Linked DNA regions of Mus musculus: all the other regions are linked to region 2. Evidence: chromatin loops called from intact Hi-C (ENCODE). Cell type or tissue: heart. All regions are shown on one strand.

The links. Hi-C counts contacts between places; a loop is a spot of excess contacts. Peaks named below come from ENCODE experiments on the same cell type or tissue, not always from the same donor. Only the 100,000 strongest peaks of a DNase experiment are listed, where the experiment ranks them.
Region 1: it touches region 2 in a loop (3-fold over the local background); 11 of 42 quality-filtered maps call a loop at or near these places.
Region 3: a loop joins it to region 2, with 9 times the contacts of the local background. A loop is called at or near these places in 12 of 42 quality-filtered maps.

The regions. Positions count from the first base shown.
Region 1 is chr6:57,604,951-57,612,950 of GRCm38, reverse strand. Herc6 (hect domain and RLD 6) reads right to left here. Exons shown (of 23, transcript NM_025992.2): 7 at 5,773-5,909; 8 at 5,244-5,317; 9 at 2,030-2,148; 10 at 1,117-1,176. Among named protein-coding and RNA genes, the nearest start is that of Herc6, 28 kb to the right of the region's middle. In heart, a CTCF peak has its summit at 3,136 (motif pointing left); no DNase peak of the experiment used is centred here.
Region 2 is chr6:57,854,909-57,862,908 of GRCm38, reverse strand. It overlaps Gm25726 (a small nucleolar RNA gene), which reads left to right and starts at 2,961; the gene lies at 2,961-3,089. In heart, a CTCF peak has its summit at 3,002 (motif pointing right); no DNase peak of the experiment used is centred here; H3K27ac peaks cover 367 bases.
Region 3 is chr6:57,739,892-57,747,891 of GRCm38, reverse strand. No RefSeq gene overlaps it. Among named protein-coding and RNA genes, the nearest start is that of Lancl2, 41 kb to the right of the region's middle. In heart, a CTCF peak has its summit at 4,363; no DNase peak of the experiment used is centred here; H3K27ac peaks cover 2,423 bases.

The sequences.
Region 1 (8,000 bases), 250 kb after region 2:
CTCTTGTTACAAAAATAAAATGAAATACAAGTTGCATAGCAAAAGATACCCAATATCCTTTGAAGGCTTTCACCTTTATATATACAAGCATCACACACACACACACACACACACACACACACACACACACACACACAAACTGAGATGGTTAGTCTTATATCAACTTGACACAAACTAGAATCATAAGATAGGAGGGAGCTTCAACTGACAAAATGTTTCCATAAGATCAAGCTATAGGAAAGCCTATAGCACATTTTCTTCATTAGTGACTGATGAGGGAGGGACCAGGCCATTTTGGGTTGGGCCACCCCTGAGCTGCTGGTCTTGATATCTGTAAGACATTAATTAAGCTGAGGAGGTCCTGAGGATCAAGCCATTAAGGAGCACCCCTCCATGGCCTCTGGGTCAGATACTGCCTCCGGATTCCTACCCTGCTGGAGTTCCTATCCCGACTTCCTTCAATGATGAACAGTGATTTGTAAGCATAAGCTAAACAAACCCTTTTCTCTCCAAATTGCTTTTGGTCATATTCTTTCATTACAGCAATAGTAACCGTAATTAAGACACATGCAAAGAAAGAAAAAAGACGTGATGGAATTTCTGGGAATGTGGATCGTGTGTGTGTGTGTGTGTGTGTGTGTGAGAGAGAGAGAGAGAGAGAGAGAGAGAGAGAGAGAGAGAGAGAGATTCCTAAGAGATATAGATGGCCCAAACACTGAACATTAAAAGAATTACTTAAACTATTAGGTAATGTCAGCTGCTAGGAGATGAGGACAGGAGGGTCAGATATGTAGGGTCCTCCTCAACTACACAGGAAGGTCAAGGCCAGCTGGTCTACATGAGAGTCCTGGCTTTGAGATAGTAAAGCATGTTTAAGTACAGCTGTTTATCTGTAGATATGAATAGCCTGACCAAAATGCCATTCCCTCCCATTAGACAACAGAGGGAGGAATATGGAGGAGTTAGTTTATAGCATGAAAGAATCTTTTATCAACCAGAGAATTCTCTATGTTGGAATCCATGTGATGACAAAATTCACACTCAATCTGGTTCTATAAGTTTCCTTTTAAACGGCCCCCAGTATTTTAGATAAAGTAAATTCCACTGAAGCTTTACCTTTTCTTCAGAAAGCTCGCTGTCAAACAAGCAGAAGATGAAAATATCAAGCTGATTTCTCTGCAAACATAATAACAAGACAAGGGAAAAGTCACATTTGGACACTGTGAGGTGACATTGCCATATGCCAGTGCTTCTCAACCTGTGAACTGCAACCTCTTTTGGGGGGTCAAATGACAATTTCATAAGGGTGGACTAAGGCCATTGGGAATACCAAATATTTACATTATGATTCATAATAGTAGCAAAATTAATTATGAAATACCAAAAATAATAATTTTATGGTTGAAGATCACCACACATGAGGGACTGTATTAAAATGTCACAGTATTAGGAAGGTTGAGAACCACTGTCATATGCAAATGTGTTGAGCAGTACTTACAGGTATTCTAGGATTCATGTAACCTGTGGGCTGCAGGATAGAAATACCTATAGCCTCCTTTATCTTATATAAAAATAGAGTTCTAGACTCATTATTAATATCCACATTATGAGCATATAACTTATAGATGTTACTAATGAGTATCACCAAAACGCTTTATAGTTATTTTTCTATGCATTTGCATTTAAATAATGAATACAACCAGTTAGTCTAAAGGCCTAAATTCTGACCGAGAGTGAATCAACTATGAAGACCCAAAAGCAGTACAACTTGCTGCTAAGATCCATTCATACATCTCCCTTACTTAGAAAGGTACATGCCATGTACATTCTCCCTGTAGCTCTTATATTAAATAAACTATTAATTACAAATGCACATTAATGACAAATCCAACCAAAAGTTAATAAAAGAGAATCATACCCAAAATGTAAATTCTGTTAGGACAAAGCTAAACCTCTCTCTCACAGCTAGGACAAAGTGATTAGGACTTCAGAATCACAGAAGGGACTCTAAGTCATCAAGCTGAGTCACCTTTTGGCGCCTTCACGATCTTTTCTTTTATTTGCTGCTCTCCATTTCTTTACCAGAGACTGGTTGATTCGGATTATTTCTGGCAGGATTTTCATGGAAACACCTGTAGACCTAGTATGCTTTAAGGAAGAAAATAAAGACAAAAATGACCAGGGGAATGCACATACACTTTGAGTGACAATCAGTAAAGTGCCAGGCACAGGCAAGGCCTGTCCTCTTGCATAGGTGTTTGGTGGGTTGAGCTTTTGCTTCAGGGTGAACATTCTGTTTCCTAACTTGTGCCATTTTGCTTGGTCTGGATTTTAAAAAGTGTAATAATGCAAGAAAAGATTAAAAATAGAGACAGATAGGTGCTTATAAATCAATATTCATCTTACCATCCTTCAAACGGCCATACTATCGATCAACAGATGAATGCATTTTCAATGTGATAATATAATATGCAGTGAAATATTACTCAGCATTGAAAGTGATACTATAATATAATGTAGGTGTATTCTAGACCATGCTAAGTGGAAATAAATCAATTAAAAAATAGGAGACATTTTATGATTCCATATATAAAGTATGGCAAACTTATAGAAATAAAGAAGAAATTAGCTAGGACTGAGGAGGCCAGGGAATGAGGAATTATTATTTAATAGATATCAAGTGTCTGCTTGCGATGACTAAAATGTTTGAGAAACAGTGATGATACTTAATGGCATTATGAATGCAATTAATGCCACAGAAAATTGTAGGCAATGTGTTTCAAATGCCACATACACAATCTTATATGTAATTTGAGATAGGGTCTCACTATATAGCCAAGAGTGACACTACACTCATACACACACACACACACACACACAAACACACACACATACACTACTTTTCTTCAATCAAATAAAATCCTCTGGAAAAATATGTACAAATACAATGCTTCAAGTGTCCCTACCCACTGTGCTGGTGATGGGCTCTATGCCAGGATTTTATTCAGACTCAGCCACATTTCCAGCTCCTACCTGAGCACTTTGATTTAAATCCCAGTGGTTTGGAAATTTACCAATCACAACGGTTTATTTTCTCTTGTATCTAAGCATCTCAGTACAACCATCTGCCCCCTACCGGCAGTTATGTATCATTTATTTTCCTCTAGCTTCTCCTTGAAAACTTCACAAGCTTCTTGTCACTTGTGCTCACCACTGCTCCTGTCCTCATGCTCCCTGTCCTCATTCTTGACAACTTCAAAGGTGATGACAGAAGTCTATCTCTTGCTTCAACATCTCAGCTCCCAATCTCACCTCTACTCCTTTCTCTCCTCATTTTAGCTACTCCTGACAGGGAGAAGGGTTCCAAACGGAAGCGATTGACTCCTGGGATTAGATAATTCTTTGTTGTGAAGGATACTACACATAGTAAGATATTTAGTACTCACTGTTCCTAGCCCTTACCCACTAGAAGCTAGTAGTAGTCACTGTCAGCATACCAATCTAAAATGCCTACAGACAGAACCAAATGATTGTTAGAATGCAAAATGACCCTTACTTAAAAAGCATGAACTTATGTCTAGGGCATAAACTGGACTTTTACACTAACAATTGCTCCATTTTTAAGCACCCATTCAGAACAGTCTCTCTAACCATGCATCAGATCTCGCTCTTCGACCATCTCGTTACTCTGGAACTAGCTTAGCTCCTAAACTTCACTCTTCTGATCACTCCCACAACTCCTTTAGGCCTCCCTTATTGGACTGCAAAATTCCTTCTTGTCATTATGTTCAAGTCTGGATTACTCCAAAGTCAGTTCCCAATGCCTGACACCACTGAAGACAACTGCCCATCGTGCTGGCCAACCACATTCAATCTGTGATCACAAATTTCAAATGGGCACTTCCAAAGACAGTTGCTTTCTCTTATTCTGAGACAACCATTGCTCCTCTCCTTGCCTTCCCCCACATTCCTTTGCTTCTCTCACTCTCACATCAGCTTTGGTCATCAAGCAGTACTATGCACCAACTCATCCTCATCTGCAGCCACAACAGCATATTTCTTTCCTGAGACATCTCAATTCTACACTACATTCTCTCAACTTGACATAAAGCTTAGGGAATCTCAATTGAACTGGCTCTATCAGACTGGCCTACGTTGTTTGCTTCTATAGAGCATTTTCTTGATGAATGATTGATGGGTGAGGCCTAGGTGACTGTAGGTGGTGCCATGCCCAGGCAGATGAGCCCGAGCTATATAAGAAAAGTAACAGAACAACCTACAGCAAGACAGGAAGCAGTGTTCCTCCAGGCTCTCTACTTCAGTTCCTGCCTCCAGGTTCCTGCCCTGAGAACCTACCCTGACTTCCCTTCATGATGGACTAGTAAGCTGTAAGCCAGTTCAACCCTTTCATCTCCAGTTTGCTTTTGGTCACAGTGTTTTATTACAGCCACAGTGAGAAGAACTGCTACAGCACTGGACTCTGTTTTCTCTCTCCTGCTCTGGGACATTCTTCTGCCACTCATGAGAAACCATCCCATTATCTTCTAATTTTACTTTCTTGTTAAAATGTCTCTGTTGTCAAAATCCTTGTTTCCACTTCCTCTCCTCTTCTTGCATTGACCCCACACCAGGGTTTATTGCTCTCTGTTAAAATTAAGCTCTGTGCTTGTCTGTCTTGACTTTCCTGCAGAGATGCTTCTCTGGAAAAAGCTGCCTCCAAGTTCCCAAATAAGAAACCATTCTTTCACATCTTTTTATTTGGTTCCTCCCCTGCTTTCCCAACTGTGCACGGTAGCCTGATTTTGTACCTCTTCTTCCCCTCTGTCTCAGGCATCTCCCCTGCCCCATCTTCCCTCTCTTCTTTTGTCTTAAGCCTGCCCCTCATTGCCCACATCTTTCTCCTGCCATCCCCATTTCGAGATGAAATTCAGGGTTCTTGATTTTGCACTCAAGACAAGTACTCTCGCACTGAGCTACAGCCCCAGCCCTCAGTTCGTTTTTGGAGACAAGGTCTTGTTGACATTTCTACCATTTTAATAGAGGAACACATTAGTAAGAGATCTGAAAATGAATAATATACTGTCTCAAACAATACTCTGAAATTTAGGGAATGGTGGGTACAGCTCAGAAGAAAGTGCTTACCTAGCATACACAAGGCTCTGGGTTTGAGTCCCCAGCACCAGGAAAGTAAGAATTCCTGAAATCTAGAGGGAAAAATAAGTCTAAAAAGGAATAACACATACTGATACCCGACGAGTTGTCACAAAGTTGGCGTGTGCTCCAGCAAAAATGTCTTTGACTTCAATATCCACAAGGTCTATAAAATTAAGAGATCCACGTTCAAAGTTTTACTGGGGAAAAATAAACCTATATATAATTAAGTTAAATTTATTCATTTGTTAGAAATGTATACTCTCCTAAATTCTGACTACAAATGGCATAAGAATTAATTTTGACCAGATCAAATATTATTTATTCATTCAATAAACATTTATAGTTGTCTAGGCCCTTGCAAAACGAATCAGGGTTAACTTACTTAACTATTTGCTTGAATGTAGCAAACCATGTTGTTTATATAATTAACTAATTTGATGTCTTTTGAATCACTTAAATCTTTAGAAATGATTACCTATTACTCCAGGAAAAAGATTCAGCAGTTTAAATTGAAAGCACTAAGAACCAAAATCATAGTTCAGTGGGATCCTGTGAAAGAAGACTGAATGCGATGTCTCTTTCAGTCAATCAGTCACGAGCTAGTGGAAATATTCATACCCTCTGCAGCTAGCAGGCAGGTAATATCAGAGTTCTCTGCGGGGGCCTCCTGATGAGTTGGGTTGCTTGTGTGACTTGGTCCACGGCCTAAAGATACCACCTGACCAGTGGTGTAGACATATGCAATGGTGTGATAACTACAATATAAAATACAATAACAGTGACAATATGATAGTCCAAAGAACCAAACACCCATGAGTTTAAAAAGAAATGGAAATGACAGATTTACCTTCACCATACAGCCAGCTGTCTCATTATAGTATTTGTGTTGCAGAGTACTAGGCCTAGGCCTCCTTCAATCCCTGAAGAGGTGGTATTAACATACTATGTGGCTTTTTTTTTTTTTTTTTTTTTTTTTTGGTTCTGTGTTGAGACAGAAGCATGGTGGCGCACATCTTTAATCCCAGCACTTGGGAGGCAGAGGCAGGTGAATTTCGGAGTTCGAGGCCAGCCTGGTCTACAAAGTGAGTTCCAGGACAGCCAGGGCTACACAGAGAAACCCTGTCTCGAAAAACCAAAAAAATAAAAAAAATAAAAAAATAAATTTATGTTTAGGCTTGCCACCATCTCTTCATGTAGCCAAGGATAATCTTGACTTTTTGATCCTTCTGCCTTTGACCTCCTTTGTGCTGGCATTAGAGGCAAAGCTCACCATCACCACCACACCACCACCACCACCACCACCACCACCACCACCACCATCACCACCATCATTGCAGCTGAGACCACTGCCACCACACCCAGTATATGTGGTTCTAGAGATCTATCCCAGGACTCACTGAGTGGTAGGCAAGCACTCCACCAGTTGTGCTACATATCATGTATTTTATTTATTTATTCTTAATTTTAAAAACAGCATAGAAAATATCAGGCTTCATCACGATGCTGTGTCAAACACTTGTTTTTATTAGTCCCTTCTGCCATCTCTCTGTGTCCCTGCTCCTTTATCCTTCCACCCCTGTGGCATCTTCTTTCTGCTTTCTTGTCACACGTGTTCCATTGCCCGCCTTCCTTAACACTTCTTTTCTCCCTTTCTGGTCCCCTTTATAGTTTTTTGACCTATCACGCTCTCACCCACACATATACACACAGACAAACAGTAAAAGCTAAGATCTGCATGAGACAGTACATGCGTTCGTATTTCTAAGCCTGAGTCATCTCTCTTAAATAGTAATTTCTAGATTTATTCATTTTCCTGGAAACTGTATATCCCATTTTTTTTCTTGATAGCTGAAGAAAATTCCTCTGTATATGTATATCACATATTCATGACCTATCCATCTATCAAGAGACACCTAAGCTGATTCTATTTTCTGGCTTTGGTGAATAGTTTGCAAGTGCCTCTGTGGTAAGATATCGGAGTCCTTTGGGTGCATGCCCAGGAGTGGTACAGCTGAGACAAATGGTAGCTCTACTTTTAACAGCTTGAGGAATCTCTCTCTTGATTTCCATGGTGACTGCACCAGTTTGCACCCCCAGCAGCACTGACTTTTTCTCTCCCTCACCAAGATTCCTTTTACTTTTTTTCCTGGTGACAGCTGGTCTGACATGGGTAAGGGTTGCCTGAGTGAGGTAGAATCTCAAATTGGTTTCCATATGCATTTCCCTGAAAGCTAGGGATAGTAAACATGCCTAAAAATGTTCATGGTTATGTGTGTTGCTTATTGTGAGACCCTTCTGCTCAATTAATGGCTTGGCTATTAGCAGATTGTGTTTTTTACATGGTCTAGGTTTTAGCTTTCTGTTTGAAGTAGCTGGCAAGGATTTTCTCCCATTGAAGGCTGTCTGTTAATTCTGTTAATAGGTTTCCTTGCTTTGTTTAAGCCTTTAAATTCCATTCAATTCAACTGTTAATTCTTAGAGCTATTCCTATTCCCCTGGAGTCCTTCAGAAAGTTCTACTACTTTCTGCCTGCATCTTGACAGATTTTCCTCGTGTCTCCCTCTAGCATTTTCAGGACTTTGACATTCAAATTAAGGTTTTAGTCCACTTGAGTTGTGTATGTATGATGCCCAGTGTGTGTGTGGTGTCTGTGCATGTATGGTGTCTGTGCATGTAGGTATGCATACACATGACTTAGGGCAAATGTATTTGTGAGCTTGTTGGGTCCCTGAGCTCATGTCAAGAACCTTCTTCCAATGCTTTTATTCCTTCTTCACTAAAGTAATGTCTATTAATGAACACATCCAAAGACTGCAGACATGACTAGTCTCTTGGGGAAGCCTTCC
Region 2 (8,000 bases):
TCTTTTCTGCTCCCATTTATTTGGTGATCTATAGGTTTCTTGTACCTTTATGGCCATGTCGTTCTTTAGGTTGGGAAAGTTTTCTTCTATGATTTTGTTGAAGACATTTTCAGGTCCTTTGAGCTGGGAATCTTTGTTCTCCTCTATTCCAATTTTCATTATGTCATGAGTTCTCTGAATATTTTGGATTAGGAGATTTTTGTATTTTGAATTTTCGTTGCCAGTTGTTTCCATCTCTTATACAATATCTTCTACACCTGAAATTCGTTCTTCTATCTCTTGTATTGTGTTGGTGATACTTACATCTGTAATTCATAACCTCTTTCCTAAGTTTTCCATTTCCAGGTTTGCCTCCACTTGTTTTCTTTATCGTTTCTACTTCCACTTTTAGGTCTTGGAGTGCTTTATTCAATTCCTTCACCTGTTTGGTTGTGTTTTCTTGTATTTCTTTAAGGGATTTATTTGTTTCCTCTCTAAGGGCTTCTACCTGTTTACCTGTATATTCCTGTATTTCTTTCAGTGAGTTATTTATATACATCTTAAAGGACTATTATCTTCATGAAATAGGATTTTAGGTCAGCTTCCTGATTTTCACATATGTTTGTGTATTCAGGGCTTGCTCTGGTGAAAGAGCTGGGTCCCGATAAGACCCATGTGTATTGGCTTCTGCTGCTTATGGTATTGTGCTTGCTTCTCACCATCTGGTTATCCCTGGTGTTTGGTGGTCTGGGTGCTTCTGTCTGAAGTCTGCCTCTTTTGTCCCTGGGTTGCTTCAGGTTTCCTGGTAGGCCTGCAGCCCTGGCTGTAGCAGACCATCTGTAGGACCTTCCAACTGGGGGCTCTTCAGAGGGGCAGAGAAGCTACTGATCTGTTGCCATGGCTGCAGTAGATCTTCTGGGAGGCCTTAAGATGGTTGGGTCTTCAGAGAATCAAGCTGTTGTCCAGTGTGAAGCTGTTCCCCAGGTGTCCTCTGGACAGTGGTTTCTGTTTCCCTGTGTGCAGTAGAACTCCAGGGAGGCTTTTGTTCTGTTGACTCAGTTGCCCTGCATGCCACAGATTCCCCGGGAAGTCTTCAGACTGTGGTGTCTGTTGTCCCTGTGTACAGAGGAACTCCTGTGATGCCTTTCAGCTGTGGTGTGTTCAAGGGAGCAGACAAGCTGGTAATCAGTTGCTCAGTTTCTCTTTGTGCAGCGGATCTCCTGGGATGTCTTCAGGCTGTGGTATCAGTTGCTCTGTGTGTAGCAGATCTCCAGGGATGCCAGTTGTCCCTGCGCACAGTGGATATCCTGGGAAGTCTCATGCTGCTCTCTCAGATGCCCTGAGTGCAGCAAATCTCCTGAGATGGCTCAGAATATGGTATCTTCAGGGGAGCAGTCTGTCTCAGCAGAAAGGACAACACAGAGGGGAGTGATATTCAGAGGGCAGGTGTTTTGGGGGATGATGTGTCCCAAGTCCACTGGGCTCCCAGCAGCAGCCATGGGACTTTGGGAGGGTTCTTACCAACTGCTCTGAGTACAGCGCATCTTCTGGGATGGCTCAGGATATGGTGTCTTCCGGGGAGCTGACTAGCTAGCAGTATCATTTTATATTTTCAAAAAGCTTTTTCTTAATTTATTGAGTTGATCATGTGGCTTTTGTCTTTAAGTCCATTTATGTGGTTTACTACACTTATTAAGTTGTATGTGTTGAGCCATCCCTGCTTTTAATGGAGAAAGATAAAATGATCATGGGTAGACCTTTCTTTTCTTTTTTATGTATGCCTGTGTTCTGTTTGCAACTATTTTATTTATTTATTTAGTCCATTCTCCTAAGGGATATCAGCTTGTAGTTTTCCTTTTTTGTTGGGTCTTACTTAGTTTTGGTATTAAAGTTACACTGGCTTTGCAGAAGTAGTTTGAGAGTCTTCCTTATGTTTCTTTGTGTTAAAAAAAAATGTGTGAGAAGGATGGGCTCTAGACTTTCTTTGAATGTCCAGCAGACATTCTGCTGTGAATTTATTGGTCCTAGAATTTCCTTGGCTGGAAGGCTTTTATTATTATTTAAGTCTCCTCATTTGTTATTGGTCTGTTTAGATTGTTAATGTCTTGGTTTGATTTTGTGATTTGACAGAATTGGTCCATACAGGACCTTTCGATTTTCCTGTTTAATAGAGTACATGTTTTTAAAATATCCTCTTACAATAGCCTAAATTGCTTTTGTGTTACTTATAACATTTTCCTATTCATTCGCTTCTGTGTTAAGTTCGGTTCTATCATTCTCTCTCTCTCTCTCTCTATCTCTCTATCTATCTATCTATCTATCTATTTATTTGTGTTGTTTTCTTTGTTTATGTTTTATTGATTTCTGATTTATTTTCTATTATCAATTTGATTGTATTTGGTTTTTATCAGTTTGAGTTGTGTTATCATGTCATTTATTTGTGCTGTTTGTTTCTATTTTAATGTCCAAACTTAGAGCTATAAATTTTCCTCATAGGATTGCTTTCAATGTATCCCATAGGTTTTACCTTATTATTTCATTTTCACTTAGTTAACAGGAAGTTTTTATTTCTCCATTGATTTCTTTTTGGATACTGTCATCATTCTATAATATGTCGTTTAATCTCTAGAGTGTTTGTACTTAATAGAGATTTGTTTGCTATAAATATTACATTTTATTGCAGTGTGGACAAATTGGATACAATGAGAGATTTCAAACTTTAATTTTTAGTGATTTGTTTTTTATTTTGGGATGTGGTCTAATTTAGAAAGGTGGTTTTTGCTGCAGAGTAAAATTTGTGTTCTTTGATGTTTGATTAGAAAATTCTGTAGATGTTTGTTAAGTACATTTGGTGAGTAATGTCATCTATTTATTTGATGTTTCTGTTTATTTTTGTCCAGATAACCTACCTATTGGAGAATGTTGGGTATTAAAATCATCTATAATTAATGGATTGATGTTAATCTGTGTCTTTCAATCCCCCTGCCCAATAGAAGTATTGCAGTTGTGGCTGCTGTGTCACATGTGTGTCAGTAGGTGGCAGACAAGATGCTTTGTCTGTGCTAAGTGTTCTCACATATGGACATCTGAATGCTTAGTAGCCTAACATTCGCTGAAAAAAACCGAGCCTGAGACTATCACCATCTGGTACCGGGGACCTGCACAGGGAGCTACCCTAAGACAACAACCACTCTGGTACAAGGTGGGCTGGGGCTAGCCAGAAACCTGCTAGAAGAACCCAGTCTGGTCTATGGTGCCCCAAAAAAGGAGCTAGCCTGAGATGAACACCAGTCTGGCACTGCCCAGACCTGGGGGAGGAGGGGAGACCATGCTCAAGAAGACCCTCCCCCTACCACACACACACACACCATACTGCATAATGCATAGTGTTAGAGGGCTAACAGGGCATAAGACTCCTAAGATCACTCCTGAAATGACTCAGATATTCAGACCCTGGACACCACTAAGAAGAGCAAGTAAGTGATAGAGAAATAGAAGAGAAAGAGAAACAGGAGGATGTAAGCACAACTAAGAAAGGTAGAATTCAATGTTAATTTAAAAAAAAAAAGCCTGATATGAGTTGTCAGTGACGCCACCTGGGACCATGATGCGGTCTTGACCTGTACTGACACTGGAGGGTGTTGGGTAGGGGTGGTATCTGGGTCTGTTGCACTGCACAGTGGTCTGTTACCACCGAAGTACAGGAGGACATCCTTGGTTTGAACTGCTACTAGGGACATGTTGATGTCTGAGGACTGTGAAGAACTGGCTTCACCCTTTACCTGGGCATCCTGGGAGAGCTGGCCCTGGAGGCATGAGAACAAGAGAGCTTACCTTGCCCCTAGCCAGCTGTACTCTGGAGAGTTCCCTGCACATTTTGGGAGTTGCAATTGAGTCGGTGTGGGATAGCTGACCCTACCACTCATCTTCCTCTGGTAGCATTTTCCCCCCTTACCACGTATGGCAGGCTGGAGACCTGGCCCTGGGGTGAAGAAAGCAGGAGATCTGGACTTGTCCTTCAATCTGGCTCGCCCTTCACCTGTGCAGCACAGTAGAGCTAACCTGGGATATGGGAGTTAAGATAAAGTTGGCCTTAAGGACTTGAGTGTGGGAGAGCTGGTCCTGTCTCTTGTCTACTGTGCAGTGACTTCCACAAAGAAGAGATTTCCTCCTCTCTCTTTTGCCCTTACCACCAGAGGTGGGTGGAAAAGTTGACCCTGACAGGATCATGAGACCAGGAGAGCTATCCCTACCCTTCACATGCTGCAACATTTGAGAAAGCAAGTCTTGTACTTCACCTGCACAGCAGGATATAGCTGGCCCTGGTGGCAGGGGTTGTAGATGGTCTGGCCACAAGGGAATGGGAGTGTGAGTCTGCTGGCTGACAAGGTCAACTACCTCTCAGGCCTAGATGCAGGCCTTTGAATTGGTCTGCCTCAGCATCTACCCTATCAATGAACTGCCACTGTGCATGAAGTACCATTTCTACAGAGCCAAAACTATAGGATCACCATGACACAGGGCAACAACAGGATATCAGAGAGGAGTCTCAGTGAGATTCCAGTATTGATAGAGTAGTAGAAGCCAGAGGCCTCATACCATGACTTGTTAGTCATTACAATGAAATTTTATAAGAAAGAAGTGTGGACAGAAGTGAATAATGTGGGACAACTGTGACACACTACAGATTCCATGATGAGATTATTTTTATTTGTTGGGAGGGAGGTTGCAAGGGTGGAAGGCCAGTACAAGAGGAGAGGGATTCTGGTACCTGATGTGAAGTTCACAAACAATTAACAGATTTTAAAACCTTAGAAACAAAAAGAAAAGACATTAGTTATCCCTGAGTTTGGCATATATATGTTTAGAGTAGTAGTTTTTTCTTGGTTCACTGTTCCCTTGATTAGAATGAAGTGTCCCTCTTCATCTCATCTAATTAGTTTTAGGGCGAAGTCTATTTTGCCAGTTGTTTGGATAGTGACTCCTACTTTGTTTCTGATTCCATTTGATTGGAGTACTTTTGCCCATTCTTTAACCCTGACGTAGTGTTTAATACTATGATGTGTTTCTTGTAGGCAGCAAGCAGAGTTTGGTTTCTTGATCCTTTCAGTCACTCAGTAATTTTTGAGTGGATTGCTGAGGCGATTCATTCATACATCATTATTGAAATCTGTGTGTTACTTCTGATCATCATGTTGATTTTTGGAGTTGTTCTTCATGGTACTTGTTATTTTAATAATTGTAGTTTTATATTTTTTCCACTGTCTCTCAGCTTTCATTATTCCTCTTTTCAGGCCAAAATAATGTTCCGTGTATTTTCCTACAGTATGGCTTGTTGAATTTTTTTTTCAGACCTTTAATGTAGAAATTTTTTTTTTCTCTCTCAATCATGGCAGCCATTTTTCTGGGTATATCACTTTAGACGGAATGTTATTTAGGACTTGGGATATATTGCTTCAGGCTCTTCTAGCTTTAAAGTTTTCTCTTGAAAAATCAGCTGTTCTTTTTTTTTCTTTTTCTTTTTCTTATTACATATTTTCCTCAATTACATTTCCAATGCTATCCCAAAAGTCCCCCATAACCTCCCCCCACTTCCCTACCCATTCATTCCCTTTTTTTTTTTTTTTTTTTTTTGGCCCTGGCGTTCCCCTGTACTGGGGCATATACAGTTTGCATGTCCACTGGGCCTCTCTTTCCAGTGATGGCAGACTAGGCCATCTTTTGATACATATGCAGCTAGAGTCAAGAGCTCCGGGGTACTGGTTAGTTAATATTGTTGTTCCACCTATAGGGTTGCAGATCCCTTTAGCTCCTTGGGTACTTTCTCTAGCTCCTCCATTGGGAGCCCTGTGATCCATCCAATAGCTGACTGTGAGCATCGACTTCTGTGTTTGATAGACCCCGGCATAGTCTCACAAGAGACAGCTACATCTGGGTCCTTTCGATGAAATCTTGCTAGTGTATGCAATGGTATCAACGTTTGGAAGCTGATTATGGGGTGGATCCCTGGATATGGCAGTCTCTAGATGGTCCATCCTTTCGTCTCAGCTCCAAACTTTGTCTCTGTAACTCCTTCCATGGGTGTTTTGTTCCCAATTCTAAGGAGGGGCCTAGTGTCAACACTTCAGTCTTCATTCTTCTTGGTTTCATGTGTTTAGGAAATTGTATCTTATATCTTGGGTATCCTAGGTTTTGGGCTAATATCCACTTATCAGTGAGTAAATATTGTGTGAATTCCTTTGTAAATGTGTTATCTCACTCAGGATGATGCCCTCCAGGTCCATCCATTTGGCTAGGAATTTCATAAATTCATTCTTTTTAATAGCTGAGTAGAACTCCATTGTGTAAATGTACCACATTTTCTGTATCCATTCCTCTGTTGAGGGGCATCTGAGTTCTTTCCAGCTTCTGGCTATTATAAATAAATCTGCTATGAACATAGTGGAGCATGTGTCCTTCTTACCGGTTGGGACATCTTCTGGATATATGCCCAGGAGAGGTATTGCTGGATCCTCCGGTAGTACTATGCCCAATTTTCTGAGGAACCACCAGACTGATTTCCAGAGTGGTTGTCCAAGCCTGCAATCCCACCAACAATGGAGGAGTGTTCCTCTTTCTCCACATCCTCGCCAGCATCTGTGTCACCTGAATTTTTGATCTTAGCCATTCTGACTGGTGTGAGGTGGAATCTCAGGGTTGTTTTGATTTGTATTTCCCTGATGATTAAGGATGTTGAACATTTTTTCAGGTGCTTCTCTGCCATTCGGTATTCCTCAGGTGAGAATTCTTTGTTCAGTTCTGAGCCCAATTTTTTTAATGGGGTTAATTGATTTTCTGAAGTCCCCTTTCTTGAGTTCTTTATATATGTTGGATATTAGTCCCCTATCTAATTTAGGATAGGTAAAGATCCTTTCCCAATGTGTTGGTGGTCTTTTTGTCTTATTGACAGTGTCTTTTGCCTTGCAGAAGCTTTGGAGTTTCATGAGGTCCCATTTGTCAATTCTCGATCTTACAGCACAAGCCATTGCTGTTCTATTCAGGAATTTTCCCCCTGTGCCCATATCTTCAAGGCTTTTTCCCACTTTCTCCTCTATAAGTTTCAGTGTCTCTGGTTTTATGTGAAGTTCCTTGATCCACTTAGATTTGACCTTAGTACAAAGAGATAGGTATGGATCGATTCGCATTCTTCTACATGATAACAACCAGTTGTGCCAGCACCAATTGTTGAAAATGCTGTCTTTCTTCCACTGGATGGTTTTAGCTCCCTTGTCAAAGATCAAGTGATAATAGGTGTGTGGGTTCATTTCTGGGTCTTCAATTCTATCCCATTGGTCTACTTGTCTGTCATTATACCAGAACCATGCAGTTTTTATCACAATTGCTCTGTAGAAAGCTTTAGGTCAGGCATGGTGATTCCACCAGAGGTTCTTTTATCCTTGAGAAGAGTTTATGCTATCCTAGGTTTTTTGTTATTACAGATGAATTTGCAGATTGCTCTTTCTAATTCATTGAAGAATTGAGTTGGAATTTTGATGGGGATTGCATTGAATCTGTAGATAGCTTTTGGCAAGATAGCCATTTTCACAATGTTGATCCTGCCAATCCATGAGCATGGGAGATCTTTCCATCTTCTGAGATCTTCTTTAATTTCTTTCTTCAGAGATTTGAAATTTTTATCATACAGATCTTTCACTTCCTTAGTTAGAGTCACGCCAAGGTATTTTATATTATTTGTGACTATTGTGAAGGGTGTTGTTTCCCTAATTTCTTTCTCACTCCATTTATTCTTTGTGTAGAGAAAGGCCATTGACTTGTTTGAGTTAATTTTATATCCAGCTACTTCACCGAAGCTGTTTATCAGGTTTAGGAGTTCTCTGGTGGAATTTTTAGGGTCACTTATATATACTATCATATCATCTGTAAAAAGGGATATTTTAATTTCCTCTTTTCCAATTTGTATCCCCTTGATCTCCTTTTGTTGTCTAATTGCTCTGGCTAATACTTCAAGTACTATTTTGAAA
Region 3 (8,000 bases), 120 kb after region 2:
GCTTCTCAACGTGGTCTTACAGAGACATTCATAATTCTAAGTATAATACTACCTGATTTCCAGTCACCCATATAAAAAGAAAACTGGATACTTCCTTTCAGGCCTGAGATCCCCCAGGTGCCTTGGCCCTTAGAATACCACCTTGCCCTTGAATTAGCTATCATCTTGCAGCTACATCTTCTTGCAGCGCTGTTTTCTTGCAGCTGCTCCAGTGCATGTGTGGCACCTACCTATCTGGGGACATGGCTGTTTAGACCTGGTAGCAGTGCTATACCAGATAGTTTGTCTAGGCCCATTCTTCAACCCATAGGTCAGGTCTGGCCATGTATACAGATAATAGTAATTAAAAGTACTTTGAAGGTTTTCAGTACCACCCAGATCTATCATTCAATATGGAATTTCTAAAATATATCACTTCATCTGGAAAGGATCTGCCTCTATCCTTAACAAGAACTTATTCCTTGGCACTCTGCTTGTGGCCCTATTTCCTTACATTATAGCTAGTGCTGTGCTGTTAGTTACTTGAAAAGAGTTCTAGATCCTACTCGCCCTTAGGACCTTTTTATTTAAGTCTTTTAGTCTGCAGTGAGTAACTGGCCATGTTTTTAATGTATTAAATTTTCAAATTTGAGCGTCTGTTTGCATGTGTTTGTGTGTGCCTCCCATACATGTGGAGGTCAGCTGACAACTTTGTGATTCATTCCTTCCATCTTGACATGGAATTTGGAGAGGAACTTAGATTTTCAGCAGATGTCTTACCTGGATACCCATTTTGCAGGCTCCTTAATTTGTGGTTTGTATAAGAATGCCTCCCGCAGGCTCATATATTTAAATGCCTGGTCATTAGGGAGTGGTACTTGATATGGATTAGGAGGTATGGCTATGCTGGAGAAACTGTGTCACTGGGAGGGAGTGGGCTTTATGGTTTTAGAAGCTCAAGCCAGGACTAAAGACTCAATTCTCTTCCTGCTGCCTGATAATCTGGATGTAGAAGTCTCAGCTCACTCTCCAACACCATGTCTACATGCCTACCTGCAGCATGTTTCCTATCATGACAGTAATGGACTAAGCCTCTGAAACTGTAAGCAACCATCAATACAATATTTTTCTTTATGAGTTGCTGTGGTCATTATGTCTCTTCACAGCAACAGAACACTGACTAAGGCAAGTTGTTTTGATGACTGCCTAGTTTTATTTGATTAGGGGTATTACAAGGATACATTTGGCAAATTCTGACATCACTCAAATCCCTTTAGGTAGACAGGAAACAAGACCGAAAAGGCTCACTGCCTTGCATTACATCTATGTTAGGCAGGAAAGACCCCTTCTGGCCAACTTCTACCAGGAAAATGGTTGTTTCCAAATCAAAGATGGGAAATCTAATGCTCACTTTCATCTGTGCTTTCCAAATTCCAATAAGCTTCAAAATATCCATCACAGCTGTCAAAACAAAAGATGGCAAAAACAAAAATGTGGAATAATCTCTGAAATAAAACGAGGCTGATGAGAACTCAGGTGGGACAGGAAGGGGGCATAGCCAGAATGCTGAAGGAAAGAAGAAACCTGAGGGAGCATTAACAGGCTCCACCTGGAGATGCTCCAGGCACACGGGTGGACCAGAAGCTGGCTTCTGACCAAGTGCACACTGAGTGGCAAGGCATGGTTCTGGGAGGCGGGCTTCTGGAACCGTTACCTGATTTTAAGGTACTCAATGCTTCTATTAAACATCTTTGTAGCTTAGGGTTCTTATGGCTTTCCCACAATCTCTAGTTCTCTGCTATACTTTGAATTTAATGTGCATGGCCCCCAAGGCCCATGTGTTAAAGGCTAGGGCCACACCTGGTTTGAAATATAGGGTGGTAGAAACTTGAAGAGGGAGAACCTAATGTGAGAGCTGACTGTTCGGGGCACATCTTTGAGGTGGATATTGGAACCTCCCCGTTAAGCTCCCAAAGAACCTTATCTTTATCCTTGGCCATGAGATGAACAGCTCTGTTCCACTATGAACCTTTGGATAATTTAGCTCCTCATCACAGGCCCAAGCAATAAGATCAACCCATCATCATGAGATGAAACCTGGAATACTGAGCCAAACATTGGTTTCCTTTGCTATTTGTTACAGCAATGCAAAGCTGCCTAGTATAATTGCCATCTGAATGAATGGGGAGATGATGTTCAAAATAGAACCTGATGGACCTGGAGAGAGTTACCCCAGTTCCTCATATTTTTGGTTGTGAGCCTAGCCTTTAATAGCTGAGTCATCTTTCCAGCCCATGCCTCTTTCCTTATCACCATCGTGCAGATGCTTTTCCTAGCACCAGAAAAGATATAGCTAAGTAGCCTGCCTCCTCCCTCCACTCTGTCCACATAACTGTAGCCCTGAATCTTTTTTCTTGGTTCAAGACAGGGTTTAGCTGAGTAACAGCGCTGGCTCTCCTGGAACTAATTTTGTAGACCAGGTTAGTCTTGAACTCATAGAGATCCAGCTAAGTAAGGCAGGAGTCTTTATTCTGCCCTCTGTGTCACTTTGTTTTTACTCTAAGGTGTTGTCCTGTCTAAACAGCCCTCCTATCTAATTGCAGAGGCATTTCTTTGCAAAACTGCTCCTATCTTGATTTCCTAGTACATTCAGCTTATAAACAACAGAAAATTTCCCTCAGTGTTTCAGAAGCTTAAAAAAAGAAAAGAGAAAAAAAAAGAAGGCAGGAAAGAAGAAAAAGCTGAAATTAAGGTGCCAGTGGAGATCCAACCCATTGTGCCAGTGATAGAAGCCGGAGAGTGCGAACAATTATAGTGTTACTGTGAATACAAGTGGTCTCCAAGGAATGGCAACCATGTGGACAGAGGAGCCAAATGAGTATAAGTTCTAGTGATGAGAGATGCTGATGGTGGCTACTAGAGTATGAGTCTAAAAGTCCAGAGAGCCATCCTAAAATGCCACGCTGTGTTTGTGTGTATGGTGGTGGTGGTGGTGGGGTCCGCAGCATTGTTTGATGTTGAGGTACTGAACAATCAGGACTATCTGGTAATGTGGGAGGCTTAGGACACTGGACCTCCTGATACCTCTACATCCTCCAAAAGAAGTGGACTTGGGAGGTGCATGGACATAGAAACGCTCGAATGCAGCAGCATCACAATTTGGAGGAGGTGGGAGTGGGGAAGTCTGTGGGAACTTGAATGCAGCTCCCTATTCATACCACTACAATGGTCAAATCTGTCTTATGCCTAGGACTCATAAAAATCAAGTCCAGGAAGCACAGTGTAAGAGAGGGAAGGCAGAGACCTTCAAACCTCTATGGAATCTACAGGCCTGCTGCATAGCACATGGCACAGACAAACAATAGGTACCCTCTTACTGCTATGCCAAGCAGCATGGGTGGAGAATGTCATCCAGCCTACATTGGAAGCCACCACAATATTTGAGTATGTAGCGGATGAGAGCTTAGGATAGCTGGCCCTGTCACTTGTCTTCCATGATGTATTGGTACGGGGGTGATGCCTTGCCCCCACTTGACCCTCACCACTTACAACAGTTGGGAAGAGCTGACCCTGGAGTCATGAGAACAAGACAGATGATCCTGCCCTTCACTGGCTGCAGCAGTCAGGTGAACTGACCCTGCTCCTTACCTGGGCAGCACAGTACAGCTGACCTTGGTTGTAGGGGCATAGCTAATCCAGTCCTGGAGGAAAGAGCATGGGACAGTTGGCCCCACCACTCACCTGCCTGAGGTGGTGTGAGTGCAGGGCTGATGCCCTCTTCCTCCCTGACTCACAACCTTTAGTAGTAGGAAGAGCTACCCCTGGAGTCATGAGAGTTGGGGAGCTAGCCCAGCTCCCTCTCTGGCTGTAGGTCTTGGGAGAGTGGCCCTTTTGCCTTGCCTGGGAAATACAGTGAAGCTGACCCTGATGGTGAAGGCATAGGTGAGCCATCTCTGAGGGTTCAAGAGTAGGAAAACTGGCCCAGCCGCTCACAGGCTGCAGTACTTGGGAGTATGGGCCCTGAACCTTGACTGGGCAACATAGTAAAGCTGACTCTGGGAAGCTGGGTGTGAGTGAGCCGCCCCAAGTGCATAAGATCAGGAGTGCTAACACTGGATTCCTGCTGGGTGTGGTGGCTCATGCCTTTAATCCAGCACTCAGGAGGCAGAGGCAGGTAGATTTCTGAGTTCAAGGCCAGCCTGGTCTACAAAGTGAGTTCCAGGACAGTCAGGGCTATAAAGAGAAACCCTGTCTCGAAAAACCAAAAACAAACAAACAACAACAACAAAACCAACCAACCAACCAACCAAACAAACAAACACTGGATTCTTCCAATGGTAGCCTTGAGTGGCCTAGCCAAAGCAATGGTGGAGAGCTCACCCTGGTGGTTCAGATAAGGAAGAGTCACGGGCTGACCAGCTCAGCTACCACTCAAGCCCAGATTCAGGGCTCTGAATTAGCCTGCCTCAACATCTATATCATCTGCCAATGGTTGGGATTCTGAAAAGAGCCAGTCCTGCTGTTCCAAAGCTGAAGGATCTCCACAACACAGGACAACAATTTACTGTCTGGTTTTGTGTGTAAAGTTACTCTGGTTACATATGTACACATATGGTGGTTTTGGCAGAAGCGTTACATGTAGGAAAGGCAAATCTGTAACCACCATCATGGTATTCCACACAGTATTTCTTCAAACCAAGGAATTTATTTCACAGACAGAGAAGTGAGAGAGTGGGCCCACAACCATGGCATCCACTGGTTTTGCTATGTTCCCCACCATCCTGAAGCAGCTGGTCTATTAAAAAAATGGAATGGCCTTTTGAAGACACAGTTATAGCACCAACTAGGTGACAGCAGCATATATGGCTGGGGCGGGATTCTTCAGAAGGCAGTATATGCTTTCAATCAGCCTCCAATATGTGGTACAGTTTCTCCAATCTACAGGTCCAGGAAATCAACCACTCACTATAACCTAGTGACTCACTAGGAAATTTTTGCTTCCTGTTCCTGCAACTCTTAAGTTCTGCCTGCTTACATGTGGGAACCATTGTAGCCATAATAAAGTAGCATTGTAAGGAATAGGAATTTTGAATGAATTATAGGATCACCATAATTATAATCCAGTATAATGATTTAGTCCATGTATGACTGCCAAAGAGAAAGGTAAAGAAACCCCCTTACACCCCCCCCTTTTTCTTGTTCCTTTGTTATGTGGATCTCTCAATACTTAAGGACACCATCTTCTTGCAAATGCTTAGCAAACCCAGATTGGCAAGATGAAGCTGTCACAGAAGAGGTGTCATATTTTGAATCTAATACGGTTTCCAGAGGCCTTATGTTATGGACTTTGAGGGACTCATTAGATCCTGGGGGCTCCAACCTCATCAATCCTTTTCCTAATTATTTCATGAATAATGACCACTGGATAGTGGTTTAAAATAGGTGGTAGCATCTAGTGAGAGGAAGTATCTTGTCTTTGCCCCCTCCACTTACTGGCTACCAACTTTGCTCTGTAACATGCTCCTGGTGCCATGATGATGCTCCTCATTGCCACACACTCCGGTCAAGTCTGCTTGACAGGCTGAAAAGTCTGTAAGCACTTATGAGGAAAAGAGTTTCACAGAAACTCACCTCCTGGAGCTCTGGCGTTCTCATTTACCCACATACTCATACCCTATCCCCTGTTAGTCTGGTGTATGGAACGATGAGCTTAGAATCCGGCAGGAATGCAGTAAAGACGTTACCTATTCAATAACTAATTAAGTATTACAAAAGATGGAGCCAGTAGCTCAGAGCTGGTCTGCAAAATATTTACTAAGGACAGTAGCAAATCTCACCCAAACAAGGGAATATCATAAAAGAGCCAGGGAATCCCACTGAGATAGAAATCTTCAGTACAGGCTGCATTGCATATTAGAAGCAAGTTGGTGAATTCTCCTGACAAGTGGAGATTCTCCAGATACTTAAAAGTTACACTCATACTGATAAGTGGATATTAGCCCAGAAACTTAGGATACCCAAGATATAAGATACAACTTGCTAAATGCATGAAATTCAAGAAGAAGGAAGACCAAAGTGTGGACACTTTACCCCTTCCTAGAAATGGGAACAAAACACCCATGGAAGGAGTTACAGAGACAAAATTTGGAGCTGTGACAAAAAGATGGGCCATCTAGTGATTGCCATATGCAGGGATCTATCCCATAATCAGCTTCCAAATGCTGACACCATTGCACACACTAGCAAAATTTTGCTGAAAGGACCCAGATATAGCTCTCTCTTGTGAGACTATGCCAGGGCCTAGCAAACACAGAAGTGGATGATCACAGTCAGCTATTGGATGGATCACACGGCCCCCAATGCAGGAGCTAGAGATATTACCCAAGGAGCTAAAGGGAACTGCAACCCTATAGGTGGAACAACAATATGAACTAAGCAGTACCCCGGAGCTCTTGTCTCTAGCTGCATATGCATCAAAAGATGGCCTAGTCGGCCATCACTGCAAAGAGAGGCCCATTGGACTTGCCAACTTTAGATGCCCCAGTACAGGGGAATGCCAGGGCCAAAAAGGGGGAGTGGGTGAGTAGGGGATTGGGGGGGTGGATATGGGGGACCTTTGGGATAGCATTGAAAATGTAAACGAGGAAAATACCTAATAAAAAAATTAAAAAAAAAAAAGAAATGCAGTGAAATAAAAATCAAAAAAAAAAGTTACACTCATGTAGGAGTTTGGCAAGGCCTAGGAAATGGGGTGTTGGGGAGGTGGGGTTGTGATGTTGCATTATTCATGAGGCCTACTAAGAGCAGAACCCCCTGGTGCTGGCCTTCACAAGGATCAAAGAGTGTGAAATCCTTACCTGTCACTAAGCTGACCCTAGGTAGGACTGCTTTATCTTTACTGTAAACATCTACCTGGTTCCTGTAAATCCTTTTGAAGTCATTCCTTTGTTTTGTGTCAGGCAACTTCAATGTACTTTGCCTGCTATGACTTCAGACCCCTTGTATTTTCTGTACTATATAAGACTGGTATTCACTTTGTGAAAATACATTCAGATTCTACACAATCTCGCTTGTTGGTCTGTCTGTCACCTGCTGACGCCTTGCCTAACTGCCCCAGAGACTCATTCCATGCAGACAAAGGGACCCAGAGGGTCTGCGGTACCTCATCATAGGCGGTGGAATCATTCAAGCACACACTGAAACTTCTGAGTTAATAAACTTTCTTTCTCTTACATTGTTTCTTTTGAGTATTTTGCATAGTGATGGGAAACTGACTAACATCTAAGTGTTAGAGGACATGAAATAGAGCATTAACATATATGAAATACATACATGGATGACATATAGCATTAAGTACATGCATTGTGAGTAAAGAGTTCTCTAGATTTCCCACTTCCAAACATAGCTCCAGGCAATGCTCCTCTTGAATTGCTGTCACTTCATTTCAGGTGAGCACCATGCCTGCCTGCCTGCTGCCATGGTCCCTGCCGCTATGGTCATGGATCCCTTGGAACCATGAATCCCAAATTTCATGTTTTCTTTTATCCTTGGCTGATTTCAGGTGGAAGCATCCAGGGCCCCACAGCACTTACTCCTTGCTTTTGAAGACAGGCAGATGCCACAAGATCTTTAAGTGTTTGACTCAACCCCAGACCCAAGCAATAACACAATCCTCATGGTATTTCTTCAAGTCTTTCTCAGTGTGGTTTCAATAAGAATGGCCCCTATAAGCTCATATATTAGAATATTAGGTACCCAGTTGGTAAAATCGTTTGGGGAGGATTAGGAGGTGTGGCCTTGTTAAAGGAGGAGTGTCATTGGCAGTAGGCTTTGATGTTCCAATAGCCCATACCATACCCACTTAGGTCTCTCTTCCTATGGCTCAGGAGGCACCATGCATGTCTACCTGCTGTCCCTGCCACTATAATCATGGGCTCTAACCCCAGGGAACCATGAGTCCTAAATTTCATGTTTTCTTGTATCCTTGGCTGATTTGCCACAGCAATAGAAAAGTAACTAAG